2 separate regions of the Homo sapiens genome follow, and region 1 is linked to region 2. A link is a contact called in ENCODE Hi-C or POLR2A ChIA-PET data. All regions are on one chromosome and are shown on one strand. The core of a region is the stretch at or near the end of the contact, and the rest is flanking DNA. Distances in the headings are between cores, read along the strand shown. Region 1 overlaps PFKP (phosphofructokinase, platelet). Region 2 has its middle 30 kb from the start of PFKP-DT.

Evidence for each region. Hi-C counts contacts between places; a loop is a spot of excess contacts on that map. ChIA-PET counts read pairs that join two places held with the same protein, here RNA polymerase II (POLR2A). Pooled maps may share reads with other maps.
Region 1: a pooled map shows a loop between it and region 2 (2.7-fold over the local background). The contact joins two enhancer-like sites. A Hi-C loop is called at or near these places in 6 of 168 maps with a recorded cell type or tissue (PC-9, aorta, ascending aorta and 3 more) and 10 of 50 pooled maps. POLR2A ChIA-PET finds 5 or more read pairs at or near these places in 9 of 52 experiments (A549, AG04449, AG04450 and 6 more).

What each region holds. Positions count from the first base shown.
Region 1 is chr10:3,086,518-3,092,825 of GRCh38, reverse strand. The region is part of intron 2 of PFKP (phosphofructokinase, platelet); the gene reads right to left. Among named protein-coding and RNA genes, the nearest start is that of PFKP, 22 kb to the right of the region's middle. RefSeq lists enhancers at 1-421, 1,276-1,475, 956-2,155. Within about 2 kb of position 1,710, at least 20 of the 41 ENCODE cell types and tissues checked have a DNase peak (open chromatin) inside an H3K27ac peak, as active enhancers do.
Region 2 is chr10:3,033,940-3,040,233 of GRCh38, reverse strand. No RefSeq gene overlaps it. Among named protein-coding and RNA genes, the nearest start is that of PFKP-DT, 30 kb to the left of the region's middle. Within about 2 kb of position 3,958, at least 2 of the 41 ENCODE cell types and tissues checked have a DNase peak (open chromatin) inside an H3K27ac peak, as active enhancers do.

The DNA.
Region 1 (6,308 bases), core at 461-2,960, 55 kb before region 2:
ATTTTGGGTCACAAGTGTGAGATTTCTCACTTTAAAAATTGTAAAAGCAGGAGCTTCATTTTAACCCAAAAGAAATATTTCCTATGGCTAATGAAGAATGAAGGGTTTCTATCAGGAAGGGAAAGGTTTTTTTCCCCCATATTTTTTCAATTTTATTGACACATATAATTTTACATATTTGTGGGGTACATGTGAGTATCTGTTGCATGCACAGAACCTGTAATGACCAAATTAGGGTACTGGGGTGTCTGTCACCCTGGGTATTTTTAACTTCAACCCATTCAGAACATTTCCAGTCCTCTCCCCCAGCTGCTCTGAAATACATTAATATAATACGCTGTTGCTAACACAGCCAGCCTACTCCGCTATCAACACTGGAACCTACTCCTATCTAAGCATATGTTTGCACCCATCCACCTCTCTGCATCCCCTCCTGTCCACACCCCCTTCCCAGCCTCTGCTATCTACATCCTCCTCTCTACCTCCACGAGACCAACTAAAGAAGGGAAGCATGATGCCAATCAATTCATTGATAAGTTAATGGTTTGTTTATTGGTATAGTAAGTCAAGCTGTAATGCTCAGGGCTGAAACAAGGGAAGCTAAGATCACATGCTGATATTTCAAGCTCAGAAGGGTTGGCCAGTCTGGGTGCAGGGACAGGGCTGCTGACCGGGGGCCATGGGGAGATGGAGACCCTCGGGCACCTGAGCTAAGCTTGGGGGCCGGTGGCGGGGGTCAGGTGGCACAGGCTCCATGGCAGCACATCTGGGAAGACCAGAGGCTGGATGCTGATGCTGTACCAACACCCTTTATCCTTTCAACATAAAAAGGCATCACTTATCTGACACCTTTTGAATGTGTTATTTTTAATCATGGAAAAAACTAGCGATAAAATGATCAGAATTATTCCTAGCCTTTCTTTAGGGTGTGGACTATGACAAAGACAGCTCTGATATTGTTTACAAACAGCTGTCTAGAGCAGAACCAAACTTTAAAACAAACAAAAAATTAAGATAAAAGACTTTTTTCTTTTTCTTTTTTGACACAGTCTCGCTCTGTCACCCAGGCTGGAATGCAGTGGCGCAATCTAGGTTCACTGCAACCTCCACCTCCTGAGTTCAAGCCTCAGCCTTCCAAGGATTACACCACGCCCAGCTACCTGTTGTGTTCTTAGTAGAGACGGAGTTTCGTCATGTTGGCCGCGCTGGTCTTTAACTCCTGACCTCAAAGGATCCATCCGCCTCAGCCTCCCAAAGTACTGGGACTACAAGTATGAGCCACGGTGCTCGGCAAGAATCTTAAGTGAGTCATATTTGAAGAGCTATAATAATATGAACAATTTCTGAAATCTGCAGAAGAATATTCAACAACAGGATATGAAATTCATGAATGAAACCAAATGCAAGGAGCCGACTGTTTCCTGCAGACACAGTGGCAGCCCTGGATTAACCAACTGACTCGCCCCAGCTTGGTTTGGACCCACCAGAGCCAGGGTAGTTTACCCTGGGCATGGCCTTTGGGTCAAAGCATCTGATATACTTAGTATCATCATCTCCAAGAAGCTAAAGCCATTTGTAGGCTTCTAAGGAAAAACCTTAGCTTAAGAGAAAAAAGAAAGAAGCAACAATTGGTTCACCAGGTAGAAAGGAATGGGTTAACTGGCAAACCCTCCCCGAGTCTCCCTGGAATGCAGCCCAAGGCTTGGCATGCTTCACACGTAGGCTTGGCCCAGGTTTATAGGAGCTCAAGCAGCGGCCAGACAGCAGAGGTCCCTCGATGAAGGCCAGGCTTTCAGCAGAAACGCCACTGTTCCCAGGTTAATACTTTCTTCACACATGCACTACTGAAGGAAAAAACAAACCCCTTTAATTAATAGTAACCTGTTTAACTGTCCTGGTCTGTTGGTAACCCAGAGAGCTCTAGGTTAGAAACTAGAGTATAGGTGAAAAAAATCTGTTGGATAAATTACTGAGTCATCCTTAAAAAAATAAAACATAATATCCCCTCAATTTGAGCCCAAATAGGTCTAGAACAGCGGTCCCCCAAAAGAGTGATTTTCCCCCCATAGGACGTTCGCCGATGTTGGAGATACTGTAAGGACATCTTTGACTGTCATGACTATGGGGTAGGTGGACACAGGGGTGCTGCTCCGCATCCTGAGAGTCAAAGGACCGCCCACCAAGAATTGCCCACCCCAGATGCCATCGCCCTGACACTCAGAGAGAAGCCCAGCCTGTGGGTATGACGCAGAGACCAGGCCGGGGAGGGGGCTGAGCCTCTTCAGTGCAGAGCCATCTGTGAATAGATGTGTTCAGGTGCAGACCCCGTTTCCCTACCTGGCCACACACCCATGGAGTCAAAGGCATGCGCGTCTCATCCCTGAAAAGCAGTCAAACAGCTCCTCTGCCCCGTTAGTCTCAGACTTTTCCAAGTCCTTTCTACCAGGGAGACAGGAGGGCAAACACCATTTCTACTGCACAGATGAGCACACAGAAATGAAAGGTTGATTTATGCATCCACAGTCACTGCAGTACGTCCTGCAGGCCCACGATGGCTCACCCAAAACCCAGGTCTGAGAGGCAGGCCAGGACTCAGAAGACTTGGGATTTTAAAAAGCAGGTTTTCTAATGGCTTAAAAATATTCCATTGCGTATATACGCCACATTTTATCCACGCACCCACTGATGGCCACTTAGACTGATTCCACATCTTGATACACAATGGAATATTATTCAGCCAATAAAAAAGAATGAATCCTGTCATTCTGAGCAACATGGATGGAACAGGCAGAAATTAGGTGAAATAAGCCAGGCACAGAAAGACAAATACTGCAATCTCTTACTCATACATTTAAGCTTAAATAAAAAATTGATCTCATGAAGACAGAGTTAGGATTGATCTCGTGGAGACAGAGAACAGAATGATGGTTACCAGAGGCTGGGAAAAGTAGAAGGAAGCAGGGGTGTAAAGAAGGATGGTTAATGGGTAAAAAACAGTTTGAGATAGAAGGAATAAAATCCAGGGATGAGTGATACTATGGAGCGACTACAGTTAATAATGTATAATAATGTTTAATAATATATAATAATGTTATACATAATGTATAACATTGTATACGATATGTATAATACATATATAATTCATATTATACATAATGTATAATAATATATACATAATATATATTCAAAATAATATTTCAAAATAACTAAAAGAGTAAAATTGGAGTGTTCCTAACACAAAGAGATGATTGTTCTTGAGGTGATGGATATGCTACTTACCCTGATTTTATCATGATGCATTGCATGCTTGTATGAGACTATGACATGCATAGAACTCCCCCACAAGCCAGCAGCCCCACTGCTGGGCATATACCCCGAGAAAGGGAATCGGCAGAAAGAGACCTCCGCACTCCTACATTCACTCCCCATCACAACAGCCCAGTGTGGAATCAGCGCCCGTCAGCGGATAAATGGACAAAGAAAACGTGGTGCACGCCCACAACACAACACCGTTCACCCATAAAGGAGAAAACCCCATCATTTGTGGCAATGGGGATGAAAGTGCTTTACTGTTAAGTGAAATAAGCCAGGCATATGGGCGTGGTGGTTCATGCTTGTAATCCCGGCACTTTGGGAGGCCCAGGAGGGCAGGATCACCTGAGGTCAGGAGTTTGAGACCAGCCTGGCCAACATGGTGAAACCCCATCTCTACTAAAAATAAAAAAATTTAGCCAGGCGTGGTGGTGGGTGCCTGTAATCCCAGCTACTCAGGAGGCTGAGGCAGGAGAATCGCTTGAACCCGGGAGGCAGAGGTTGCAGTGAGCGAAGACTGGGCCATTGCACTCCAGCCTGGGCAACAGAGCAAAACTCTGTATGGAAAAAGAAATAAGAAATAAGCCAGGCATAAAAAGAGAAACATTGCCTGTTCTCACTCATACGTGGGAGCTAACAGAGTTGATCTCATAGAGACGAGAACTGCAATTATCAGAGGTATGGAAGGGGAGGGGTGGGGAAAAGCAAGGATAAAAGGGAAGAAGACTATATTTCTGAACTCTATGCCCACAAATAGTAAAGATGGTAAATGATATATGCATATTTTACTTCAATAAAATAAATTTTAAAAAAATCACATGTACCCCATAAATAGGTACAACTATTATGTATCCATAATAATTAAAAATAAAAAATGTTTTAAAAAGCAGTGAGTGTTACTGCACCCATACTCTGGGCCCTTGGGAGTGCACGGCATCAAACCCACCCCTGCAAAGAGAGGTGGGAGCCGTCACCTCGGCTGGGTGACGGGATCACCCCCAGGCAACGCGCTCCAGGTCAGCCGGGGCTTTGCTGCCCAGTTAGGAAAACACTCACAGATTTTAGTGTGTTTTCTATCTTAGAATTAAAGACTTGGAACCACCCCAAATGCCCATCAGTGATAGACTGGATTAAGAAAATGTGGCACATATACACCATGGAATACCATGCAGCCATTAAAAAAGGATGAGTTCATGTCCTTTGTAGGGACATGGATGAAGCTGGAAACCATTATTCTCAGCAAACTATCGCAAGGACAAAAAACCAAACACCACATGTTCTCACTCATAGGTGGGAATTGAACAATGAGAACACATGGACACAGGAAGGGGAACATCACACACCGGGGCCTGTTGTGGGGTGGGGGGAGGGGGGAGGGATAGCATTAGGAGATATACCTAATGTAAATGACGAGTTAATGGGTGCAGCAAACCAACATGGCACATGTATACATAGGTAACAAACCTGCACGTTGTGCACATGTACCCTAGAACTTAAAGTATAATGTAAAAAAAAAAAAAAAAAAAAAAGAATGAAAGATACAGGATTTTTATATCTGTAACAGCAAAATGATGATACCATAAATGGATTCAACATTTATTGCTACAGCTGGTTATAGAACCCACCACTCATACAAAGTCCTGGCGGTCTGAGGGTCCATGAGAATTTATGTTCCCAAGACGCCCAGAGGTAGGTGCCTGGGCTACACTGGAGGAAGGTGAAGAAATGGACCCGTTCACTAGGATTTCCCACCTTCTGGGGCAGGTGGGGAGGGTGCCAGAGAGGAAATTTGGGCTCAAATGAGCTGATCCCCAGGCTGCTCCTATCTTCCTCAGTAAGATAATTCCAAAAGCCTGATCATTCTTTGTGCCAAAATTCATAAACAGTCCATTCAGCTCTGCTCCTAGACAGCTTCGAAGGTGCCACTTACTATAAAAGTTATCATAAAAATTAGAATTCCCCCAAAACACCATTTGCACACAAGGATTTATTTTGGCCACATCTCAGCAGAAGAATTGCAGAAATTCCGTGAATTTCCCTAAAGGAAATGAGATCTCAGAGTCAGAACCCCTCCTTCCCCACCGAGGGCAGGGGCAGGAAGAGGCGCTGTCCCCGCCAGACAAGGTTGTCCAGACCTCGTCCAGACAGCACCTGCGGCCATGGAGTCACATGGATGGGCCTCAGAGCCCCAGCCCTCCCAGCTGAGACAGAGAGAACATATGGGTTTTACCTCCCAAGAAAGCCCAGGGCCTCTGAGCCAGGTGAGGTGCCTCACACCTGTAATCCCAGCACTTTGGGAGGCCAAGGCAGGTGAATCACTTGAGGTCAGCAGTTCAAGACCAGCCTGGCCAACATGTTGAAACCCCGTCTCTACCAAAAATACAAAAATTAGCCAGGCACGTAATCCCAGCTACTCAGGAGGCTGAGGCAGGAGAATCGCTTGAACCTGGGAGGTGGAGGTTGCAGTGAGCTGAGATCACACCACTGCACTCCAGCCTGGGCGACACAGGGCAAGACTCTGTCTCAAAAACAAACAAACATCAGAGAAAGCCCAGGGCCTCTGGGGTAGGCCTCCCAGTGTGTTCCATACCAACTCCTTAATTCTGGTACATACCACACAGACAGCAGGCACAGGTCTGAGGACATCTGAATCCCACCAGGAAACAGACGGGCGACTACAGCACACAGTGACCAATAAAAATCAGACACCCGACAATCGCCACAAAAACACAACCCTTACATCAAGAGAGATTAAAGTGGGCCAGGGACTGCATCCAAGATTAGGCCCTCACACTCCCCTCGGCCTCACTCCCCACCCCTCCCCAGCTAACAACATTCAAACCAAACACAGTGTGCGCTTGGTTTAGTGCAGGGTCCCTCGGCCTTGTTTCTACCAACATTTGGGTCTGGACCATTCTTTGTGGGGTGTGGTCCTGTCCATCGTAGGATGTGCGGTAGCATCACTGGCCTCTCCCCAGTACATTCCAGGGGCAATC
Region 2 (6,294 bases), core at 2,709-5,208:
TCTTTTTGACTGGATCATGTTCTTTTTAAACCTATGATAATAATAGCTTTCTAAGGAAATTTGGCTGCAGTTTCAATTTATTTTGCATTACTTTCCTTTTCTTTTTTCCTTTTTTTTTTTTTTTTTTTGAGACGAAGCTTCACTCTTGTTGCCCAGGCTGGAGTGCAATGACATGATCTTAGCCCACCACAACCTCCGCCTCCTGAGTTCAAGCGATTCTCCTGCCTCAGCCTCCCGAGTAGCTGGTAGTACAGGCATGTGCCACCACTCCTGGCTAATTTTGTATTTTTAGTAGAGACAGGGTTTCTCCATGTTGGTCAGGCTGGTCTCGAACTCCTGACTTCGGGTGATCCACCAGCTTCAGCCTCCCAAAGTGCTGGGATTACAGGTGTGAGCCACTGCGTCCAGCCCTACTTGGCATTACTTTTCATTTGTCTTTCTTCATTTATGGGTTATGCCAGTAAAACAGCTTTCAATTGAATCTTAAATTCTATCTACTTTGACACACCACTATTTTATGTATCAGTCAGAAAGAAAGAAGTCTCTGATTGTAAGTTGCATCCTGAGATGGAGATGTTAAAATGTTAAACATGTATTTTATATTAATATAAAATGGCCAATGTTAGAAAATTATCACGAAAAGGAAAAATTCATCCAGATTTCACGGTCCTCAGAGAACTGGATAATTTCTTTGACTTCATGAATGAGCAGAATTTCTTTTAGCTACTTTGAATTTGTTTCTGCCTCTCTATAAAGTCTAGTACATATATCTTTACATTTAGGCAGCTGTATTAGTCCATTTTCACACTGCTAATAAAGACACACCTTTATCAGGCTGGGTAACATAAAGAAGAAGAGGTTTAATGGACTCACAGTTCCATGTGGCTGGGGAGGCCTCTCAATCATGGTGGAAGGCTAAAGGCACATCTTACATGGTGGCAGACAAGAGAAAATGAGAGCCTAACGAAAGGGGAAACCCCTTATCAAACCATCAGATCTCATGAGACATATTCACTACCACGAGAATATTATGGGGGAAACCTCCCCGCCGTGATTCCATCATCTCCCACCAGTTCCTCACATAACACATGGAAATTATGAGAGCTACAATTCATGAGATTTGGGTGGGGACACAGCCAAACCATATCAGCAGCAAAATACATGGATGATTTCTGGTGCCGTCTTTCACATTTTATTTATGTTTGTTTTTTTGGTTTTTAGAAGCATTTCGATTTCCTTCCACAGTAACCAATTTGTTGAGTTTGCTATGTGTAAAATGACTTGCACAGAGGCACACACATTGTAACTGCTCTTCTCCTTAGGGGTTCATGTCTTGTAGCTCCACTGGCTTTGACTTTGGGCTGTTCCATTAACCTTTACTGTGACCCCTTTTTTGCTAGGTTATTCTGCTTATCCCCTGAGAAATGTATCAGGTTTATAGTTAAGAAGACATGGGTAATTTTGTGAGGATTATAGGATTATGTTTTTGTCATATGAACAGAGCTGAAGTGTGTGGAGGCACACTCTGGGTGCAAGGCATGGTCTGCAGGATTTATGTGTGTGATCTCATTTAAGCCTCATAAGGGTCTTAAAAGGTTGGAGTTCCGGGCCCACGTGCTGAGGATCAGGGAGGTAAGTGCCTTTCAAGTGGTCATATGGTGGTGCTGGAGGGGACAGGATGGAAGCCTGCATGCTCTCTGGTTCCAAGGCCAGGTTCCTCATGCCCCCTCCATCCCCCAGGAAGGTTCATCGTGGACTCTGGACACAAATTATGAATCTAAGTTGGCAATTCTAGAAGAGTCATTCTGCAGCATCTCAATTCTGATAAATGAAGCTTTTATAATAAACCACAATTTCAGGCTTATCTCTATTTAAACAGAAGGTATTTGGCTGCCAATCTTTTATTCATGATCTAACTTTACTTCTTTTTTTTTTTTTTTTGAGATGGAGTTTCACTCTGTCACCCAGGCTGGAGTGCAGTGGCACGATCTTGGCTCACTGCAACCTCTGCCTCCCAGGTTCAGGCGATTCTCCTGCCTTAGCCTCCTGAGTAGCTAGGATTACAGGTGTGCGCCACCATGCGTGGCTAATTTTTTAATTTTTTAATTTTTTTTTTTTTTAGTAGAGATGAGGTTTCACCATGTTGGTCAGGCTGGTCTCAAACTCCTGACCTCGTGATCTGCCCACCTTGGCCTCCCAAAGTGCCGGGAATACAGGCATGAGCCACAGTGCCCGGCCCCTTCTCTTATTCTTATGGAATGGCTAAGAAAAGTATATATTTTTAATTTTTCAATATTTGGTACTTGTGGCTACTGTTATCAGCCTCAGTTCTGAAGCCAGGTGGATATTCCAGAGCCGGAAATATCCTAGCCTGTCACATCATTAGGGACACTTCCACTCTCCTGAACTGCTGTTTTCCCACATTTTCCTCCTCCTGTGTTTCCCTAGCCATGAGCTAGTGTATTGTTCACGCATATTTACCATTCCCTGAAGTCCATTTTCTCCTCCTTTCTTGAAGACTTGTTATCTAATGCTCCGAAGGGATATGACCACCATAGATGCCAGCTCATGTGCTCATCCTTCTTGTATTAAATGCACCTTCTTATTGTGATGCTTTGACATCTTGGGGTCTGTGGACTCTGGAGGAACACCCCTCCCAGGGTTACTCATTCCTGGAGACCAAACAACTCACCTTTCGGATGCAAACCAACCAATCCAGAGGCAATACCCCCAACCATCTCTTTCACTGGGCTCTTATGCTCCAAGGCTGCCATCCACCTGCCCTGCACCCCAATGCCAGGTGCCAGACAAGCAGGGATAGCTACCGTGTCCGGAGCCTCTGAACTGATTCAAATCAGCCAACCCCAAGCCTGTCACTCTGCCTCTCCATTCCTTCCCAGGGAAACCACAAGGGAGGCTCTGGCCCATGTTTCTCCCCAACCCCTTCTGCCTCCTGACCTACCGTGGTGCCTCCCCAGGTACCCTCCTGCCAGGCTTGGTGTACACCCTCCTCTTAGACACTGAAAGTAACAAACTACCTTTTAAATGATGGTTGTCTCCTGACATATTGGCTTCACCATGCCTAAATAAGAATAAAAACGTTCATTATAAGACACTTCTCCAACAAGTATTCCTTTCTTTAGTAGGGAAATATGTGCAAACCAAACTAGAAGTATATATGTCACACATTCTGTATGCTGTGGAAACATGGGTACCCTACGAACTATCAAATTCAAACAGAAACATTTAAGGCTAGAGACTGTGTGCCTCTGTATCTTATGCATCGAAATATTTGCTTTGGGAACAAAATGGGTCCTTCTTGCTTAAGGGTTTATAAGATAACATATTCATACAAAATATTCTCCTTTAGCAGGAAGTACCTTACACAGCCATGGCTTCATTATAATGAATGCACAGTATGAGTAATTTGTAAATGCAGAACAATGTTTTTCTTCAGAATCTTACATTTCAAATTTGCTGAAAAATCTCTCTCTGAAGTGGACCATTTCCCTGCACAGATGGTGTTGCACTATGAAGACACAAGTAGCTATCCATCATGGTGTAGGTTGAAACTCTCTTTTGTGATGCTAAGGCAATCATGTCACATAAAATCCTCCACTGAATGCTTCCCATTATACATCTGGTCAGCCAATATGTAAAGGTAATCATGGAGTCTTAGACGTCTTCTCATAATGTTTAACCCGTGTGACATTGAGCTTGAAATGATTAAATGTTCCTGGTAGTACTGGTGTGTGTGTGTATGAGTGTATATGTGTGTGTGAAAGAAAGAGACAGAGAGAGGAGTCTAATGTTATCACAGAAGGCACATCATGGTGCTACTAAAACGAAGGATTCATTTTCAGTTCCTCTTCTCACTAGAAAGTGATTTCCTGGTAAAAGTGAGCCTAAAACACCACCCTCATTGCCATGGTAGAGAGATGAAAACAAACCGCCTACGGGGAACACAGGACAAGTATGCCCGGGTTAGAGAAGCATAATTCCAAAACTACTCAGGGCTGGCAGGGGAGTTACACAGCTCAGCATTCATCCCTGGATATGCAGACCATACCTTGAATAAGTTTATAAGCAACAATTAAATGTTGAAATAAATATCTTGAAAGGAGAAGCAGATATTTCAGGGTGGACGAGGTCTGAGAATTGAGTGGGGTTTAGACAAAAATGTCATCAGCAGAGAGCATTCCTGGCTGATCCAAAGAGAAAGTTCTCACTGATCTTTTTCTGAGAGAAACAGAGTGAATGGGATCAGAATCTACTTAATATCTTTATAGCTCATATTCTATTGACTACTAGGAAACAATTGTTCCAGTATAGTTGTTGTTTTCATGAAGCTTGACTTAAATGAATTGCTTTGAAAATACTGGGTTGACATTATCTAGCAGTGAAGGATGTGGTGTCAAGGAATATAAAACATCAGGTTAAAAACTACCTTAAGAAATTGGTCTTTAAGATTCCTGACTAAGGGTGTTGTGGTACATGAGGTGATATGGTTTGGCTCTGTGTCCCCACCCAAATCTCACCTGGAATTGCAATAATCCCCATGTGTCATGGGAGGGACCTGGTGGGAGGTAATTGAAAAATGGGGGAGGGTTCTTTCCCGTGCTGTTCTCGTGACAGTAAGTCTCACGAGATCTGATGGTTTTATAAAGGGGACGTCCCCCCCACATGCTCTCTTGCCTGCCGCCACATAAGACATGACTTTGCTCCTCATTCAGCTTCCGCCATGATTCTGAGGCCTCCCCAGCGACGTGAAACTGTAAGTCCATTTAACCTCTTTGCTTTATACATTACCCAGTCTTGGGTCTGTCTTTGTTAGCAGTGTGAGAGCAGACGAATACATAAGGATGCTGCTTTATTTTTCACAACCATCGTTACTCAGTCCTAAGTGTTTCTCTTCATCGAATGAAGACAACGTTTGCTTTGGAGAGGGAATGAATTAATGAAGACTCCGAGCTCTTGGAATGAGCTCCGTGAGATGATGCTGAATCCTGATGAATATCTTTTGGTGCTGGGAGTTCTCTCTGGATATGAGGTCCCTATGTTTATAGATAAATTAGGCCCATAAATACTGAGGTGGAAGGAAAGGAAAAGTCCCCCTACAGATGTGTAAATGAATGACTTGACTCAAACTTTTTTTTAAAATTTTTTTTTAAGAAAAGACGCTCCAAGACATAGGAGCAATCAATGTTACTGTTAAAGGAGGGGGCAGGCTTCAATGTTATCGTGAAGGACACTGGAATGTTGCTGTTTATTAATTTTGGGTTGTTTTACTTTTGTAGAAGGGGAAGTTGAGATAGTTGGCATGCAAAGCACATGTTGTCAGCTTTAGCTATTTTAATCGCAGTGAGAAATGGAATTAACTGCTGAACCAAAACCACTGGAGAATAATTAGGGTCACTATTTTTCCTGAATCATGGATTTCCTAATCTTCAGAAGACTCGGGCATTTTGACTCATTTGACTACTTCAGTTTCCTCAAATTTTCTTATTAAAACTATTTAAAATAATATAGCAATAAAGAGGAACTTCCAACAATACCTCTTCACTGTATCTCAGCGTCTACTTTGTTGAACAAGAATACCATGAATGTCTGACCTTTACATCGTTGAAACTTTTTTCTAAAAATCAGTCATGCTTGATCCAGAAGATAATTTATATCCTTAAAGTCTCCTTTCACAAGAGTTCTGTGGGTGCACTGAGGAACACAAGGCTTTATCTATTATAGAAGGTAAAAGAATGTCCACGAACAACCTTTTGTTCTCCCAAGTTGGTCACCTTTACTAATTACATCCAGCAAGTCCTGGGCAGATCCTAATATGACCTAACTTAGAATCCTATTGGTCAGTCTGGGGATCTTCTCCTAAAGAAGTTTGGTACTGGCAAATACTAGGTCTCAGTAACATGATCCCAATGTGAGCATTGTCTCTTGTACTGACATTTCTATTTTACTGATTTTTTTTTTGTAAGTGTTGTGCTGTGTGCCAGGCACCACGCCAAGCCCTTTAGCATTTCTAATTTACGTAATCATCCTAATAACCTCATGAGGAAAGTGCCATAGTGTTCCCACTCACTGGACAAGGACACTGAGAGAGACGCCATCTGCCTATTTGTCCATGGCACCAGGGCTGTGCCTCCCTGGGCTCGTGGGCCATGGGCTGCAGCACAGCCTCTGCTGTTATTCTTAAGGACCTCTTGATATGCAGTCAGTTTTCTATTTCTTTCTTTTTTTTTTTTTGGTTTGTTTGTTTTTGAGACGGAGTCTCACTCTGTCACCCAG